Regions from separate parts of the Homo sapiens genome. Here all the other regions are linked to region 2. The links are chromatin contacts, found by Hi-C or POLR2A ChIA-PET in ENCODE. All regions are on one chromosome and are shown on one strand. Each heading gives the region's core, a stretch centred on a gene start or an enhancer-like site at or near the end of the contact. The rest is flanking DNA. Distances are from core to core; before and after follow the strand shown. Region 1 overlaps KDM3A (lysine demethylase 3A). Region 2 overlaps REEP1 (receptor accessory protein 1). Region 3 holds the start of RNF103 (ring finger protein 103). Region 4 overlaps RNF103-CHMP3 (RNF103-CHMP3 readthrough).

Region 1 (4,617 bases), core at 1,489-3,988, 260 kb after region 2:
AGCTTCCTCATCAGTAATATAGAAATAAGAAGCAATATTGATGATTGGGCATCACAGAATTACATCACATGTAAAGAGAGGGCCTGGACCACAACAGGGGTTTGAATATTTTTTTTCCTCCTTCTTATGTATGTATAAACTCACTCTTGCCAGTTTTTAAAATTATTTTCTTCTACAGCAGTCATCTTAGATTTAATTTATGGGTTCTTTTAAGAGCTCATCACATTTTTAAAGCTAAGTCAAAATAGCATTTTCTCTTTCTCTGCATCCCATTTCCTTCTGAAATCACCGCTTTACCTTTCCTGCCTGCGTCATTTATTCGTTTTTAACCATGTTTTCTGTGCCTATCCTGAATTCTGGGATGAGTTCATAGGGGAGACAGGCACAAACTGGTCATTTTAAACCAGCATGGTACATAGAGTAATAGGGATATGTACCAGCAGGGGCTGGTGAAAGGGTGCGGGGGGTAATACCTTGCTGTGTTTAAGTTGCTGACATCTCTCCTACCTTTTAGTTATTCTCTACTAGTGCGGGATTACTGCAGCTGTGGGGATACCCAGGGCTAACTATTAGGTGGTTTTGTTCTGGATATTTATCTTACTTGTTGGTCGGCTATTAGGAGAGAAGAAAAGAAAAGGAAGCTGTCATTCTTCAGCTTATGTAAAATCGTCCTTTAATGCTTAACACAGACTTCTTTAGCTGGAGAAAAACCGACTCTTGGTGCAGTGCTCCAGCAGAATCCCTCAGTGTTGGAGCCAGCAGCTGTGGGTGGGGAAGCAGCCTCCAAGCCAGCCGGCAGCATGAAGCCTGCCTGTCCAGCCAGCACATCTCCTCTAAACTGGCTGGCCGACCTAACCAGCGGGAATGTCAACAAGGAAAACAAGGGTGAGTGTTTCCTGCTTTTGTGTTTGTTCTTGAGTATTTTAGTCCATTCGTGGAAGGACTTGAGAGAACAGTGGTTAGAAGTCGTGTGGAATGGAAAGTGCTTCTCTGGAGTCATCCTGGAACCTGCCACAAATGAAAGTGTTTTTGAAATGCAGCACCAAAGAGGAGAAATTTTGCTGCATTAAAATTTAGGGACTTCCACCTTCTGGCTGTGTTACAGAAGAGAAGAATTGCAGGCCACTTCTTTCATGCAAAGATCTGGAGCAAAATTTTAATGAATCAAATTTGACACTGTAAATGAAGGAATATTTGAATGTTAGACTACATCTGAATTTCTGGAAAAACCTTTATATAGCTTTAAAAATGTGATAAGGAGCTCTTAAAAGAACTCATAAATTAAGTCTAAGATGACTGTTGTAGAAAAAAATAATTTGAAAAGCTGGCAAGAGCACAGCTGGTGAGTTTATACATACCTTAGAAAGAGGAAAAGGAATATTCAAACTCCTGTTGTGGTCCAGGCCCTCTCTTTACATGTGATGTAATTCTGTGATGCCCAATCATCAATACTGCTCATTATTTCTGTATTACTGATGAGGAAGCTGAAGCATATAGAAACCAGCTCATTTGAGCCGAAGTAAGACAATTAGCAAGTGGCCGGAAAAGAATTCAAGTTTTTCAAGGTTTTTCCAGAAATGAAGATACAGTCTGACATTCAAAAATGTAGAAGAATCATGGGACAAGATGCAGGAAAACATTAAGTAAAATTCAGTACCTGTTAATGATTTACAAAAAACTTCTTAAATTAAGAACATTCTTAATCAAGAGTTTAAACCAAAAAACAAGACTGGAGACATCATAAATAGTCGTTGAATTTTTTTAAAAATTTGTTTTGAGTTTTTTTGAGACGGAATCTTGCTCTGTCCAGCCAGGCTGGAGTGCAGTGGCATGATCTTGGCTCACTGCAACACTGCACTCTGCCTCCCAGGTTCAAGCCATTGTCCTGCCTCAGCCTCCTAAATAGCTAGGATTATAGACGCCTGCCACCACGCCCTGCTAACATTTGTATTTTTAGTAGAAGTGGGGTTTTGCCATGTTGGCCAAGCTGGTCTTTGAGGTTTTTGTTTGTTTGGTTTTGTTTTTTTTTTTTTAAACAGTTTCTGTGTTCAAGAACAAGACAAAGGATATCTGTTTTCACTCTTTATTAAGCATTGTACTGGAAGTCCTGGTCAGTGCATTCAGGGAAAAAAAATGTGTAAAGAGAATGCTGCCAATATTTGTAGACAGTACATGCAAAAAATCCAAAAGAATCTACATTTACTAAACATTTGTCAGGGTTGCTAGATACAAAGGTCAATTTACAAAATTCCATTGTACTGGATAGTTATTGTTTTTAACATCAGTGAGGAATCGTCTAAGTAAATCATATCATTCATACTTACTCCCTAAAGTATTTTTTTTGTTTCAGTAAATAGAAAGCAAGTTCTAAAGTAATTCTGCTAGTAGAATACTAATAAGGGATTTGCCTTTCAGAATGTTTTTTCATCTGGATGTTTTGGTTTTATTTTAGAAAAACAACCAACAATGCCAATTTTAAAGAATGAAATCAAATGCCTTCCACCCCTCCCACCTTTAAGCAAATCCAGCACAGTCCTCCATACGTTTAACAGCACAATTTTGACACCCGTAAGCAACAACAATTCTGGTTTCCTCCGGAATCTCTTGAATTCTTCTACAGGAAAGGTATGTGTTTGTTTGTTGGTATTCCATGTTTTAAAGTTGAAGACAGAACAGGAAGAGAGTAGAGAAGTTGGAACTGAAAGTAGAAAGGAGACTGAATCACATACTTACCTTTGTGGGTTCAGAAGGCTGAGTCACTGGAGGATGGGTTTTATGGGACTATAGTTCTGAGCTGGGCCACTTTCTCCTGTTACCTCACTTCTATGAGTTGTCAAGTGGGGACAGGGGACGTACCTTTTTGCCTGGGGGTCCTGGCTTGGAATCTTCTGGATATGTAATCTATACTCATTATGGGAATGGAGTTTCTTGATGGTAAGGGAATGACATATTTGAGACTTTTGTTCTTTCTCCAATTCAGACAGAAAATGGACTCAAGAATACACCAAAAATCCTTGATGACATCTTTGCCTCTTTGGTGCAAAATAAGACGACTTCTGATTTATCTAAGAGGCCTCAAGGACTAACCATCAAGCCCAGCATTCTGGGCTTTGACACTCCTCACTATTGGCTTTGTGATAATCGCTTGCTGTGCTTGCAAGACCCCAACAATAAGAGCAACTGGAATGTGTTTAGGGAGTGCTGGAAACAAGGGCAGGTAATGTAGGCCTCCCATCCTCCTGCCCTATTCAGAACCCCCTTCTCAGTTCCTTTAGCAGACTTCTGACAACCCCACCCCAGGCTTTCCCCCTCCTTCACCTCCTGTTTTATTCTTTATTGTTTCAGGTGAATATAATCAGGTCAGGATGTGGCCATGGGTCTTACTTTTTAAAGCAGATGGTCCTAAGCTGGACTTTTCCAGTCAGGTTTTTGTTGCTTCCTACCAGTCCCTGTTGGGTTTTTGACGAGGGCATCCAGGCTTGGTGATTCCTATGGTAAACTTCAGCAGAGGAAGTGAGGGTGTGACTACAGGCTGATGGGATTTGGGAGATCAGACAAAATGTGCTACAAAATCATGCACCCCTCTTACCTGAATGAAAAGCCTGTGCTGAAGGCAGTTCTAGGTGGGCTAGGGCCGCGTGGTGTCACATAGTCCCCAGGTGCCTGCTTCAAAGGGCAGTGTTGTTGGATCTTAAGTGCCGGTTAATATCTTTAGGAGAATTTCTAGGCCTGCTTCTGTGCTTTCTTGTTTTGGTTCTGTTTTCTGGATCTCTGGCTTCTCTGTTTGGCCAGATAGGGTCTTTGCTAAAGGAACACTCTGCTCTTGGACAAGAATTTGGGAGAATTGCCAAACAGAAAGATGTGAGTGTTTAACCAAAAATAAATTTCCAAAATGTTTTTCTCCATCCAGTGTACTAATAGGATTTGCTCATTTAATCATATATAGACAAGAAACAAAATGATGGGCTGAATACAGTTTATCGGCAGGCTTTCTTTCTTGCTTGTCAATATTTTAATGTTAGACTATTTCACATAAAGGTTAGAGCTTCTGGGTTGTCTTAGACGGCCAAAAGATTTGGCACCCTCACACAGCCAGTAGTAGTGAGGGGTGTCACAGGCCATATTCCTGCTTGGCAATAACAGGCTCAAGTACGGTGGGGTCAGTCACCCTGTTTCACTGGTGACTGGTGTCACTGGACACTCCTTCCAGCGCTTGTCTTCTTCACAGTCCGTCTTGCTGTAAGTAATGAGATCTTACTAGGAGAGGTGATCCTTTCTCCTAGATGCTTACCCATGTAGTTTGAGAGCAAGGGTGTGTAGCAGATGAATGGTGAAGGTTGGAGGTGCTTTGGGAGCTCAGAGAACTAAGCCGAAACTGTCACATCACCATCTGAGACGGAGCACCAGCTCCATGGAAATATACCAATAGCAGTGTGAAGAGGGACTGCCTTCGGGAGTGGGGACAGAGCTGGCAGAGTTCAGACTAAAGTTTTCCTTCTCTTCATTTAGCCAGTGATGGTGTCTGGAGTGCATCATAAATTGAACTCTGAACTTTGGAAACCTGAATCCTTCAGGAAAGAGTTTGGTGAGCAGGAAGTAGACCTAGTTAATTGTAGG
Region 2 (4,439 bases), core at 1,306-3,805:
AAGCCCAGAACATCCTTTCCCAAACCCTCTAACTTTAAAAGGGATGCATGTGTGCCTCACCTTGCAAAGGAACCTGATGAACTGCACATGGAGGTGGTCATAATTACAGTCCTAACAAATAAGAATGCTAGGCTGCTCAGTGTCTGCAGAAGGGAACATTTCAAGGCATCTCCCCATATAAGTCTCACAAGGGTCTGTACGGAGACTTCCTATTTGCTTCAGATGGCCTCTCAGGCCGTGATACTCAGCAGATGGGGAATAGGAGAGGAGACCTTAGGAAGCAGAGAGAAAGACTGGGGTCCCTGCACCTGTGCTCATGACTGGTGACTCCCTACCCACATCACAGAGCAAGGCCCAGGAGGCTCCAGGCTCAGCCCTCCTGCTGCCAGAACTCCATCCACATCCTACAACTGAAAATAGCATATATGTCAAGGGTATTGGTTTTGGTAACCCTAAAGGGCTATACCCCTTCACTAACATTTCATGAATAGCTACTTTATACCAGGCACTATATGCTGTGTCTTGGAGATACAGCGATGAACAAGCCTTGTTCTTATTTATAAAAACTTTTCAAATAACACATTCTGAGTTTTCTTCCCCCAAAACAGTCAATTTGGGTTGTTTTTCACTTGTACGTCAACTTAGAGTGGTAGTTGTTAATACCTGGAAAAACCAAAACAAAACAATAAAGACCTAGATACTTTACCACTCTCCTATTTGTTTTTCTTTTCTTTTTTTTTTTTTTTTTGAGAAGGAGTCTCGCTGTGTCATCCCGGCTGGAGTGCAGCAGTGCAGTCTCACTGCAACCTCCTCCTCCTGGGTTCAAGCGAGTCTCCTGCCTCAGTTTCCCAAGCAGCTGGGACTACAGGTGCGCGCCACTACACCCGGCTAATTTTTGTATTTTCAGTAGATAAGGGGTTTTGCCATGTTGGCCAGGCTGGTCTCGAACTCCTGACCTCAGGTGATCCACCTGCCTCGGCCTCCCAAAGTGCTGGGATTACAGGCATAAGCCACTGCACCCGGCTCACGCTCCTATTTCTAAATGAAATTAATAGGATTTCCTCTCCTTGGCAAGTAGCTGGATGCTATCCAGTGACTGGTTCTGCTTGTTTGATGGAAGGAGATCTTTCCACCCCAGGTATTGAGGAGATGTTGGTGCCCCAAGAGATGCTGCTCCCAGGACCCCCAATCTCCAGGGCATAGCCTTTGGACAAACACACTCCAACCCACAGCCCCAGACACTGTGTACCTCCAGGGGCAATTCCATCCTTCGAGGTGCTTTATACTTGTACATGAAATCCAGCAGGTCTTCCTCCTCGTCGTCAGAAAACGCCAATGGGTTTTGGACCTGGTGGGGCTCCCATGCCTTCATACCACCCTCATTCACATCTCCCTCAACCACTTAATGTCCATTTACAATCTACACAGATGAGACAAGGTATAGCAAGGAAGCATCAGTGCAGGGAGCAGGGAAGGGCAAGGTTAGGCACACAGCACAGCAAACCAGGCCTGTGAGGACAGCTGAGGCCCCTCGGTCTGAGGAAGCACTGATGTTTTGGGGGCCTCCTTACAGGGGATCTGGGATTGTGAAAGTGCAGTTGTGTGAATCTCCAGGCACTGTGCACAGAAACAACCACAGACTCAGAATCTACTGAATTCTGAGTAATTCAGTAGATTTACTAAGGGGGCATCACTTCCCTGGGTGAAGAAAGAAGCGGCTTTAACTGAGACACATCAATCCCTGCAGCTCAGTCCTGTGATCCCACACCAGGTGAATGCTCAGGGAAAGAATCTCCTCTAGAGAGGATGGCAGCAGTGATGTGGGGTGGGGTGGGAGAGCAGTTTCTATGTTGTACATACAAGCCATGTTGACATTGTATATTATACTTGCATATTCAATTCCAAGCATCCTGTAAGAGACAGGATATAAAATGCCAGGAGGCCTTAAGTGATAACCTTAAACAAAGCTATATAGTTTTTTTGTTTGTTTTTTTTTTTGCGAAGGCCCAGTCCTAGAGAAGCAGAGAAACCTAAGGAAGGAGAATCTGACAGATGCCTCTGCCAAAAAAAATGATAGCAAGATTCCTGTTTCAGTCTGCCTTGAATACATCTGCGGGAAAAGCTTCAGAATTAATTCATCTCATTGAACGCACAGTATTTTTTAAATGTTAAATGCTAATACATATTCCATGTCATCTGCTAGGCGGTTCTTAGTTGAGATGTAAAATATCTTCTGCCCCTACCCAGCTTATCTGGTATCACACACACACATTTTTCTATGCTGCATCTATTGTTTTTACCTAGAATCACAGAATGCAAGACTAAGGGGTTCTCAAGTCATCTGGTCCAATCACCGTGAGGCCTCCAGATAGAAACCACAGCTCTTCTTGAGACACCCTGCTCCTAAGAACATATTCAGCCACCGAATGTGCTCTCTCTCCATCAACAGTGGACTTGCTAGACTATACCACCACCAGGCGTGGAGTAAAAAAACAGACAACTGAACCCTAATCTTGGGCAGCTTTACCAGTTACCACTGCTGTGCTCCCCAACAGCCAGCAGGAAGCAGCACAACATGCAAAGCTGAATTTTAGGCTGGGGTGTGATTGGTTCAGACTGGGCCTTAGTAAGTAAAGTCCTGAGATCACTGATGTTCCTTTGATTTTTAAATTACTATTATTATTTTATTTCTACTCTGCACTTCCCTCAGCTTATTTACTCTGGGCTTAGTTTGTCCTCTGCTCCCTTCCTCTGTCCTAATCAGCTGCATCCTGTTGAGCACAAAGACCAGTGACTCCAGGGAGCCCTCGCTGAATACTCTGACCCTCCCTGGCCTCCCCACTCTGAGACCCGACAGTGCTTGGAGGCTGTGCCACACAGCTTGTGTTGGGTGCCCTGGTCCTCATGTCAGTCTCATTGCCTCAGCCAACAGAAGGCATCCTGAGACTGGGGGGCCATGGCTGATCCTCCCTCAGTCTCTCTGAGCACCTGACCCAGGGCTGGGCACACAGTGGCCACTCATCAACTAAACTAAATAGAATCCTGAAGTCATCTCAGAGAGCTCAGCTCTAGTCCCAAGTCAGAGCTTGACACCCCCATTAACCAAACCAGGAAATTCCTTCTGGACACAGATACCTCCTGCCTGGCAGGAGGGAAAAAAGACCAAAAGCCCTCAGACCAAGGCAAAAACTGCAGAAGCAGCCTGGCCAGCTCCACCCCAGCAGCCAACTCCATGACATGGAAGTGGGGTGGGTACCGGTTCGAGACTGTGCCTCTGCATATGCTGTACCCTCCACATCCAGGTCCAGGGCTTTCCCTGTACTGATGGTTGTGGGTGTCAGAAGGTGGCCCAAAGTCACCGTGAGATCCTCAGGCATCTAACAACCCAGGCTAGTTATCCAGTCTGGATTCACTGAGGCTGAGCAATGAACTCACACTTACCAAAATCACCATCATCACTATAATCTCAGGACTGAAACCAAAATGGCTTTGTGCATGTTCTCCACTGCAAGGATTGCAGGGTAGAAAAGAAATGACCCTCCAGCCCAGTAGGAGTGATGGTTCAAGGACAACCCAGATATCCAAGCAGGAATAGAAACAAGTGCTCAGCTCAGCAGAGGCTGGGAGCAAAAGAGGCCAGTGTGGGCAGTGAGGGAGCCAGAATAGCCTCAGGAAGAAGCTACAGAGAGAACCTCCTAAGAAGATAAGACATCTCCTAGTCACTGTGTCCGCTGAGCATTTCTGCCAAGAGTGTTGTCTATAATATTTGCCTTACTCTCAGAACCAGTGAGAATAAACATTCTAAATAAGACAAGCTTCCACGCCTCTAGCTGGCTGTTGCACAGTGGACTGAATCTCTTAATAATTGTATTTCCCTCTTTGCAGTGGTTTCAAGGAAGCCAGGTGTCTCAACAGTCTACACCTTGATGGTATGCATTTAAAATGTCCTTCTCCCCACTGATTCCATCTTACTTGCCCACTCCCTTCTCCCCATGCTTCAATTTTCTTACTTTGATTTGCTACTTTAGATATATTTCCACAAGTAGACCTAACTCCTTTTTATATCAGGAAGGAGTATAAATGGAGAAATGAACCCCACAGAACATAGTCCCAAAAGAGGGGCACCAGGAGGAGCAGGAGAGTGAGTAGCTGGGTAGAAAATCCCATGCTCTGCCTCCTCCATGTTCTTGTCCCTGAAGATCTAAAGATTGGTGACCCAACAGGTCCTTACCCCTGGCAACAGGCCTGAAAGAGTATTGCTATCCACATCTTAGTACTCTAATTGGCTCCCAGAGACAATGTGTGTGGGAGGAGGGTCTCCCGCCCAAGGTCATGGCCATAACAACTTGCAAACCTCAGGTGATGGTGGCCACGGCCTTGAGCCTGCAGAGCTGCCACTATGATGCCCAAAGCTGGGTTGCTTCTAGGAAAGGGCAGGG
Region 3 (4,598 bases), core at 1,718-4,217, 400 kb after region 2:
CACAGAATTTGCCATCAGCCCTGCTTAAAAGAGCAACAGGGTTTGTATGACTTGGAGGTTAGAACTTTACCTGTTAGACAGAACAAACTCCATATTCATATACAAATTTATATTATAAATTTAGAGCTTGTATCATTAAACAAAAAGGAAAGGAAAACACTAAAATCAAATTATTTTAACTTTCGCCTTAAATATTAAACAGTGAGAAACCAAGTACTGCACCATGATAGCAGCAAAACCATTCACAATAAACACTTAAATTTTAAACTGCTATACCATGACTTTTCTGCCATAAAACGTGTGATTTGAGTCATACTGGGCTGTGCGTCTTAAAGTTAAATGTGGACTTCTAGTACATTCAATGTGCCAAGTATTTTTAGGCCCAAAAGAAGGCAATAATAAATAACAGTCAAAAGAAAAAAAAATGTGTGACCAAATTATTTTCCATAAAAAAATGATGGCTTTGGCAGTTGAGACACTTCTCATCTCTAAACCAAGAGAGTTTATTTATTAGAGATCTTTTACCCTAGTTACTCCACTTCTTCCCCCTATGGTAGAAATAAGAATCGCCATAAACCAGTCAGCAAACAAGGGGCAAGAATAATATACGATTTTATATTTTCTCTAAAGAAACATTTATCACTTCTGCAGAGTGTGTTCCTCTCCTCTACCCTAATAGTGAGATATGAGTTTTATAACCCGCAACCTACAAATATCCAAGTGTTAAACTGCTAGCGAGCTCATACTCTTGTCTATCACGCTACATGTCTATAAGGTACTAAAGAAGGAAAAGATTTGTCTTGTAAAAGATACAGCTGACAAAAATACTTGAAACAACAAAAAAGATAACCATCAGTTTCAGCTGCTTCCCACAGCAACGCAGAAAGCCTTTCTCAAATTACATTCCACTTTCAGGAAGTATATCCAAAGATATACTTTGTGCAGCAGTGAAAAAAATTAACCATATTTCTCACCCAATCCTACCAAAACCAACAATTACTAAAAACACATTCTTTAAGACATTGAATATTCTCTCAGCACTATTTCACGTATATTTCTCAACCCATTAAACAATGCAAGGGTACCTGTGACACAGAAGACAAAAAAAATTTTTCTTTTACACATCCAAGATGCAAATTTTTAAAAATCCTAACAGAAATATAATATAAACTCGAACATGGCAGGCATTTATACAAAATGCTCGCCTTATTTTCACCAAACTTAAAGTCTGAAAAGCTAATACTGTACGGTGTATACTGTCTATATTCAAACTCATGATTTAACATTTAAATCCTAGGCCCAAGTGCCTCTGATAGTAAGTATTCCAAAGATGTGTCCCCACTCTGGGTATCTTATTATTACTATCGTGACAAATATTGCTATTGACAGACAACGTTTTGGAGTTTTTCTTACGTTTTTATGAACTTCAACTGACAAATAATGCTTTCCAGTTTGTAACTAGTTGATATTCCAGAATTTTGAGAAAATCACTCAACTTAGTAAACAACGCTAAGAAGCCACACTTTAAACTGTCATTTTACGATAACCTTAAAAGGATACACCAACACTCCTCCAAATAATTTCAGACTCCTCCTCAAAGCTGGGATCCGCATACTTGATTGTAGGAAGCTTGGACGAAGAAACCTGGGCAGCTTTAACGCTTCCAGGAAAGGCCTCACTCTGGGGGAACAGCCAGGTACCAGGAGGTACAGGTCGTCCCCTCTCCCAGGTGGAGGGGACCCTAGGGGAAGCCCGATACTCGCCTGACTTTTCCACCAGCTCCCGGACATCCTTCTTCTCGGGCAACCCTGAGTAGCCCAACCCCCGGCACTCCAAAATGGTCTTCAGCTTCTTGAAGCTCAGCGCCACCGGATCCACCAGCTGGGTGGCAAAGATGCCAGTTTCATACCACACAATGGCCTCAAAAAACCTGGCCAGGACGAACAGGACCAGGAAATAGAGGAGCAAGAAAAAAAGCTTCAGCCACATCTTCCCTGGAGTTTCCTCTCTTTCCAGAGAGCTCGGAATACGGGAGAGAGAAGGGTCGAGGGCGGGGGCCGCGGCTCGGTGGCAGCTTGGGCGAGGGCCCCGTGTCCACGCGCGGGCCACCCGGCGCCGTCACTGGCCGGCCATCCCCGGCGGGGAAGCAGGTGACGGGATCCGCGCGGGCGCGAGGCGGCGACGAGGGACGCAGAGACGCAGAGCCTCGCGCCGGGCCTCCCAGTCAAGAGCCGACAAAAATAAAGGGGAAAAACTCAAAACCCCCATCCATTAAGCACAGAAAGGAGAGGGGCGCGGGGAGAGCTCGCGGGGAAGAACAAAACGAGGGACGCTTCCCCCGGGGCGGGCACTGACCCAGGTGGCGGGGTCGGCCCTCCGGTGCCGCGATCTCAAGGGGGAGGGGGAGACCAAAAAATAACTCAGATCCGCCCAGGAGGCGGGGATCCGGGCGGCAGGCCGGGGCCCGAGGGGCCGTGGGGGCCGGACTCCCGCGGCCGCGGGTCAGGAGGGCGCGGCGCTCGGCCGGGCCAGGCCCGGGGCCCAGCGTGTTCTGCGCGGGGAGGAGCGGCCGCCGCAACGCCGCGCCCGAAGCCCAGGCCCCAGGCCCCGCCGACCGCCCAGGCTCCGCGAGAAGAGCGGCGGGCACGGCGGCGGCTCCAGGTTCGCTCGGGCCGGCTGGCGGGCGGCGCCTCTCAGGCGGGCGGGCACTGCGGCCCGGCCCAGGATGGGGCGTCGCGGTCTCTGCAGATGGAATCGGTCTCGGAGGGAAAAAACCAATAATAGGCCCCGAGACTGCTCCTCCAGGCGGCTACCCGGCTGCCTCCCGGCCACTCAGCGCCCGTCCCGCTCGGATGGGCAGTGCCGGTCGCAGCACCCGTCCCCAACACCCCCGCCACCTCCGGAGACCGCGGCCGTACCCTCCACAACCGTGTATCAGCGGCGGCCGCGGCCGGAGCCGAGACATAACAACTGACGTCGCGATGAGGCGGGGCCGGGGCGGGGCCTGCAGGGTGCGCCCGCAGGGGCCGAGGGCGGGGAATTCGGGGAGCCGCGGGGCTACCGGACTACCGAACGAGGGGCGGGAGGAGAGGCGGAGCCGCAGCGTGGTCGGGGCCTTCCCGCGGTGCCGAAAGTTGCCTCTCCGTGCTTTTGCGGCGTGGTCTCCCCTTTTGCCCCTCCAATGTTTAGCAATTGATTTTGTCTGAGGATTAGTCTTTAGATTGTATCACTTTGTGTATTTTTTGTAAAAATAGAGCAGTTAATTATTCTCTTAAAATCGGTGAAAATAGAAATGTACGTTTTTTGATGAATCCTGGTGAACAGGGAAATTTTTGGCACAGTTGGTTTGAGATGGTAGAAGGTTAAACCCAGAAAGCAAATGTTTTGCCCCCTCTTCATGAGAATGTGGCTTTGCACATGTGTGTTGGAGGAGGTTTGGCCAAAACTGGAGTTCGCGTTATACTAGGCCCAGTTGTCGCTGCCAGTTACAGCCTTTTCCCTCCTTCAGTCTCAAGGGTGTTAAAAGCCTGGTGTGGACTCCCTGAGTTCCTAGGACAAAGATTGTCGAGTGTAGATAAGTCCAGGTGCAAAGTTCCGGGTGCTTTATTTTGTACATGGGCCTGGCACAGTGGCTCACGCCTGTAATCCCAGCACTTTGGGAGGCCGAGGCGGGCAGATCACGAGGTCAGGAGTTCGAGACCATCCTGGTTAACACGGTGAAACCCTGCCTCTATTAAAAATACAAAAAATTAGGCCGGCGTGGTGGTGGGCCCCTGTAGTCCCAGCTACTCGGGAGGCTAAGGCAGGAGAATGGCGTGAACCCGGGAGGCGGAGCTTGTAGGGAGCTGAGATCGCGCCACTGCACTCCATCCAGCCTGGGTGACATAGCAAGACTCCGTCTCAAAAAAAAAAAAAAAAAAAAAAAAAAAAAAAGAAAGAAAGAAAAGAAAAAAAAGAGTCACATGGACAAGCATGCGATACCTGGTTCTGTGCTTATAAATTTAACCGGGCCGAGCGTACTCTTTACGTCAATCTCTGTGTCAGTCTTGAGGGAGGAAGGAGTTGGGTTCATAAACTGAACAAGGTTGGCTTTGACCAGCCCCTTTTGATAAGGAAGGAAAAAAAAAACAGTAATTACGGGGAAATGTTACTATTTGTGCAAAACTGTCAACTATCTGAAACTAGGGGTGAAAGTTTTAGGAAGAAAGGGATCATGATCCCAGGTCATGGAGCAAGGGAGGAACGGGAAGCAAAGAATGGACTGTGAGAATGTAGCCTCCGAATGGTGCCCATTTAAAATAAAGTGAACAAGGGCATTTCAGTGCCGGGCTAGTGGGGGAGGAGTTGGAAGGGGATGGGCCCAGGGAGCATTGAGAATCAGAGGAGGAGGTGTAGGAATGTCCAGCCAGCAACTGGACACTGCCCCTGTGTCTTTAGCTTCCATGTGGCTTTGTTCTCGTGGCTGGCAGATCAGTGTGGGAGACTGTGTTAAACAACTGATTCTAACAAGCCTGGTTCTGAAATTTCAGAATTCTTGGGCATGTCTTGGTGACCCTTTGATGATATTGTCCAAACCTTGACACTGAAGGTGATGTCCC
Region 4 (4,685 bases), core at 257-2,756, 450 kb after region 2:
CAGTTATAATCAGACAAGCTGATGAAGGCTGAATTGGGGCCCTTTGGGGATTAGAATGGAAGCAACCAGAGAGACTTTCCAGGAGTTGATTCAGTTGGCTGAGAAAGCCAACTGGATGTTAGCAGGAAAGTGAGAAGGAACAAAGTTCCAGAGTTTTGACCCTGGGATGTGGTTGGAATGATGAGGGTGCTATTACCAGAAGCAGATGGAGAGCAGCAACAGCTTGTGGGAGGAAAGGAATTCAGTTTTAGCCACATTAGGTTTTAGGAGCTGTATATCCATATATCTAGGACAAGTCCTAGGCATCTATCTAGGCAAGAAGAAATCAAATCAAAATGGTAAAAGAAATACAATAATGGGCATCAAATGAGTTCAGATATGAAGTACAAAGGTTTTCTAGAAATAAGAATGTGAGGCCAGGCACAGTGGCTCACGCCTGTAATCCCAACACTTTGGGAGGCCGAGGCAGGTGGATCACCTGATGTCAGGAGTTCGAGACCAGCCTGACCAACATGGTGAAACCCTGTCGCTACTACAAATACAAAAATTAGCCGGGCGTGGTGGCAGGTGCCTGTAATCCCAGCTACTTGGGAGGCTGAGGCAGGAGAATTGCTTGAACCCAGGAGGCGGAGGATGCAGTGAGCTGAGATCGTGCCATTGCACTCCAGCCTGGGGGACTACAGCGAGACTTTGTCTCAAAAAAAAAAAAAAAAGAAAAGAAAGAAAGAAATAAGAATGTGAGGACAAATGTTCACTGAGTGGAAGAAAACTAAAATAATGTAGTGTGGAGAGAGCTGTTTCGGTGGCATAGGGTAATGCTACTCAGAAGTCTAGGGGAAATAAAAAAAAACCTTTGCTTATAAGCAGGTATGTAGCATTTTCTTCTATAACAACCCATGAAAAATCTTTTGGAAAATCTTTGTGCAAAGCTTCCAAGAAAGCCGATCTGGTCCTTGCCATTGTCTGCTTTGTTGTTAAATATAGAATCTGAGGCTCTGGACTTGCTCATCTGGTATCTTTTATGAGTACTGCTTGTACATAAAATATTCTTCTGTGTCCCATTTAGTGTAGTCAAATGAATATATTTAGGCATGCGAGGTTTTTTTCCCTTAGGGCTTTTTTTAAACTGACAATTTTATGAGGAAAAAATTCATACCTATAAAACAACCTGCTACAGCTTTTTTGGATGTTTCTCCAATCCTTATCAGTGTAAACATATATGATGTACATCTTCACTTTAAGATTGGCTGTGAATCATTGGTGTGTAGACTGTTTAATGACCACATATTCCTCCCATCCCTTTTCTTATCCCCCTTCACCCTAGCTTCACCTCAGCCTCAACCCTCAGCCTCTCCTGCTGTCTCTCCAAGGGCTCAGACTTGGTGCCCAACCTATTAGCACACAGAGCCCTGGCTGCCAAGGATGGGAAAGGAGGCAGAGTTTCCTTTCTGTCTGCAACCTAGAAGACACATGGTACTTAATTTCCTCATCAGGTTACCTGGACAGGTCTGTTTTGTAAAGATAATACAGGTGGTAGTATGAGGCATGCCACCTAGAGGTGAAGTTGATTGCGTCTCCTCTTGAATCTCTGTTGGTCTTATGAACGGCTTTGCCCAACAGATTGTAGTTTCTGCTCTTGCCCTCCTGCAATGCTGCTGTCGTCATGTGAAGGAGCTTGGAATAGCCTCCTTGCTATGACAGACCATGTGGAGACAGAAAGGCCCACTTTCAAACACCAGACATGTGAGCAAGGCCTTTTTATACCATCCAACTTGAGTTGAGCTACTAGATGACTATAGTCACAAGAGTAAACCCAGACCAGGCCAACCAAGAGACCATTTAGCTGAGCCCAGCCCAAATTGCTGACCCACAGAATTGTGGGTAAATAAAATGGTTCTTGTTTTAAGTCATTAACTTTTAGGTAGTTTGTACATAATAATAGATAACTGATATAATTTGGTATCTGATATTTGCATTCTGATTTTGGAATCAACATTAATTTTTATATAATTTTTCATGTATTGAATAAGTTGTAAGATAATTTAAAAAGACCATACACAGTTCTATTATATTATCTTACCATACTTTACTTAAACTTTTCGCAATAATTGGACTTTTGGTTTATATAGAGTTTTTCATTTTTATGGATAATATTGTTCTAAACGTATTTGTACAAATGGTTTGTAAATTCTTTCCTGTTGATTTCTTAGAAAAATTTCTTACCAAAAGTGAATTAGTAGAGGAAAGAATGCCAAGTGTTAACTCTCTTTACATATTACTTGACTGCTTTCCAAAAGATTTTTATCAATTTATAGGGCAGCCAGCTGTGTACCTGTCTCCCTGTGCCCCCTCAGCAATTTTTTTTAATTTAGCAATATTTTTTTACCGAGGGGGATGGAGTTTTGCTCTTGTTGCCCAAGCTGGAGTGCAATGGCATGATCTCAGCTCACTGCAACCTCTGCCTCCCGGGTTCAAGCAATTCTTCTGCCTCAGCCTCCCAAGTAGCTGGGATTACAGGCGTGCGCCACCACGCTCGGCTAATTTTTTGTATTGTTAGTAGAAACAGGGTTTCACCATGCTAGCCAGGATGTTCTCAATCTCCTGACCTCATGATCTGCCTGCCTCAGCCTCCCAAAGTTCTGGGATTACAGGCGTGAGCCACCACGCCCTGCCTAATTTAGCAATTTTTAAATTGAGATGTGCTATGATCTGAAAGTTTGTGTCCCCCCAAAATCTGTATATTGAAATCGTAATCCCCAAAATGATGGTATAGGAGGTGGGGGCCTTTGAGAGATGATTAGGTCATGAGGTTAGAGCCTTGTGAATGGGATTAGTGTCCTGATGAAAGTGGCCAGAGAGATACCCCTTGCTATTTCTGCCATGTGAGGTTACAGCCAGAAGATCGTTAACCCTGAGAAAGCAGGCCCCCACCAGACACTGACTCTGCCAGTGCCTTGATCTTGGACTTCCCAGCCTCCAGAATTATGAGAAATAAATTCCTATTGTTTATAATCCACCTAGTTTATGGCATTTTGTTATAGCAACTCAAACGGACTAAAACAGGGTGTAACATATATGTGGCAAAGCATACAAATCTTAATTATATGGCTTGATTAATATCTACAGATAGAGATGGATAGATAGATAAATATACAGGCTCTGTGTAATCACCACCCATATGAAGATTCAAAACATTTCCAGCTCTCCAGAAGTTTCTCTTGTGCCCCTTCCTAGTCAATACCAGCTGCAGAAGTAACCACATTCTGACTTCCACAACCATAGATTAATTTTGCCTAATCTTGAACTTCACATAAATGGAACCATACTCTTGTGTACTCTTGCATGCCTGCCTTCTTTTGCTCATCACTATATCTGTGAAATCCATCCATCTGGTTGTTGCATATGGCAGTGGGTCATTCTTTTCATTACTAAGTGTTACTCCACTAAGTGAGGATGCCACCTTTTCTTTACCCATTCTTCATTTGACGGGCATATGTGTAGTTTTTCTTTTGATGTTATTAAACAATGTTTTTAAAAACTTTTTTCAATTATTTTAATAGCTCAATAGATGTGTGTTGGTGCCTTAGAGGTGATTCATTATTAATATCCTCAATTAGTGTTGGAGTGTAGCAGAGGAGGGACCAGGGACTAGTTTGAATGAGTGGGTGGGGAGCAGATGATAAAGGCTTTGTGAGCCATGCTGAGGAACTTGGACTTTGCAGCATGGACAGAGGGGAGTCACTGAAGGATTTGAAGCAAGAGAGGGAATTTCTCAAATTTGCATTTTAGGGAAATAACTCTGGCAGTGGGAAGGAGAATAGATGATTTGAGGAAAAGCCTGAAGGAGGAAGATTCCTAGGCAGAAGGCTAGGCAATAGCACAGATGAGAGATAAGCTGGGCCTTAGCTAATGTAGTGGCAACAGAACTAGTATCTGATGGGACTTGGGAGATGAGAAGGCAGGAGGCAGTAACTAAGGGTTTCTGCTGGGTAACTACGGTGGTGATAGGGTGGTGATACAGGCATGGACTAAAATAAGAAGTGAGGTTGGGGAGCAGGAAGAGACAATACATTGAGAAAGATGCCAAGGTTATCTTGGATATGTTGAATTTAAGATATCTGTGGCATGTCCAGGTGGAGCTACATAACGGCTGGATATGTAGCTCCAGAATTTGGGAAAGCAGTCCTATTAGAGATAGAGATTTCATCAGCACATGGTAGAAAATCCTGGAAGGTTGATGAGGTTAGTTAGAAAATCACTGAGGGCAAGAAGGTAGGCAGTGAAAAGGGAAGCCAACGAAGGAGGTAACAGGAAAGAAGTGGGTCTTAGAAGTCCAGGGGAGAAAATTTTAAAAAGGAAGTACCCACAGAGTGGGAGCCAGATTGCAGGGAGTTGAGGAGATGGAAGCAAGTCATTAGATTTCCTTTTTCAGAAACTGAGCTGCAGATAAGAAGAAAAATGATGGTGTCACGGCCGAGATCAACATCTTCTTCTTTTTTTCTTTTTTTTTGACCCAGGGTCTGTGTTGCCCAGGCTGAAGTGCAGTAGTGGCACAATCACAGCTCACTGCAGCCTTGACCTCCTGGGCTCAGGTGATCCTCCCATCTCCCACCTCAGGCTCCCAAGTAGCCAGGACTATAGGCACACCACACCATGCCAGCTGATTTTTTACTTTTTGTAGAGAT

Evidence for each region. A loop is a pair of places that touch in the nucleus more often than their neighbours do. ChIA-PET counts read pairs that join two places held with the same protein, here RNA polymerase II (POLR2A). Pooled maps may share reads with other maps.
Region 1: a map of IMR-90 shows a loop between it and region 2 (5-fold over the local background). The contact joins two enhancer-like sites. A Hi-C loop is called at or near these places in 1 of 168 maps with a recorded cell type or tissue (IMR-90) and 4 of 50 pooled maps. POLR2A ChIA-PET finds 5 or more read pairs at or near these places in 1 of 52 experiments (WTC11).
Region 3: a map of ascending aorta shows a loop between it and region 2 (6-fold over the local background). The contact joins the promoter of RNF103 here to the enhancer-like site in region 2. A Hi-C loop is called at or near these places in 5 of 168 maps with a recorded cell type or tissue (MCF 10A, ascending aorta, chondrocyte and 2 more), 8 of 37 single-sample maps with no recorded cell type and 19 of 50 pooled maps. POLR2A ChIA-PET finds 5 or more read pairs at or near these places in 3 of 52 experiments (activated CD4-positive, alpha-beta T cell, activated CD4-positive, alpha-beta memory T cell and activated naive CD4-positive, alpha-beta T cell).
Region 4: a map of naive thymus-derived CD4-positive, alpha-beta T cell shows a loop between it and region 2 (19-fold over the local background). The contact joins two enhancer-like sites. A Hi-C loop is called at or near these places in 1 of 168 maps with a recorded cell type or tissue (naive thymus-derived CD4-positive, alpha-beta T cell) and 8 of 50 pooled maps. POLR2A ChIA-PET finds 5 or more read pairs at or near these places in 5 of 52 experiments (OCI-LY7, T-cell, activated CD4-positive, alpha-beta T cell and 2 more).

What each region holds. Positions count from the first base shown.
Region 1 is chr2:86,479,478-86,484,094 of GRCh38, forward strand. It overlaps KDM3A (lysine demethylase 3A), which reads left to right. Exons shown (of 26, transcript NM_018433.6): 16 at 690-885; 17 at 2,453-2,625; 18 at 2,981-3,217; 19 at 4,510-4,617. Among named protein-coding and RNA genes, the nearest start is that of KDM3A, 40 kb to the left of the region's middle. RefSeq lists an enhancer at 2,329-3,528. Within about 2 kb of position 2,739, at least 3 of the 41 ENCODE cell types and tissues checked have a DNase peak (open chromatin) inside an H3K27ac peak, as active enhancers do.
Region 2 is chr2:86,218,721-86,223,159 of GRCh38, forward strand. REEP1 (receptor accessory protein 1) reads right to left here. Exons shown (of 9, transcript NM_001371279.1): 8 at 1,250-1,401. Among named protein-coding and RNA genes, the nearest start is that of MRPL35, 21 kb to the left of the region's middle. Within about 2 kb of position 2,556, at least 3 of the 41 ENCODE cell types and tissues checked have a DNase peak (open chromatin) inside an H3K27ac peak, as active enhancers do; they include ascending aorta, where a contact is called at or near this core.
Region 3 is chr2:86,620,898-86,625,495 of GRCh38, forward strand. It overlaps RNF103 (ring finger protein 103), which reads right to left and starts at 2,968. Exons shown (of 4, transcript NM_005667.4): 1 at 1,764-2,968. The coding sequence starts at 1,989. All of the region lies in intron 2 of RNF103-CHMP3 (RNF103-CHMP3 readthrough), which reads right to left. RefSeq lists silencers at 1,789-1,838, 2,019-2,098, 2,369-2,908, 2,989-3,158 and an enhancer at 2,869-3,163.
Region 4 is chr2:86,674,290-86,678,974 of GRCh38, forward strand. All of the region lies in intron 2 of RNF103-CHMP3 (RNF103-CHMP3 readthrough), which reads right to left. Among named protein-coding and RNA genes, the nearest start is that of RMND5A, 44 kb to the right of the region's middle. Within about 2 kb of position 1,507, at least 4 of the 41 ENCODE cell types and tissues checked have a DNase peak (open chromatin) inside an H3K27ac peak, as active enhancers do.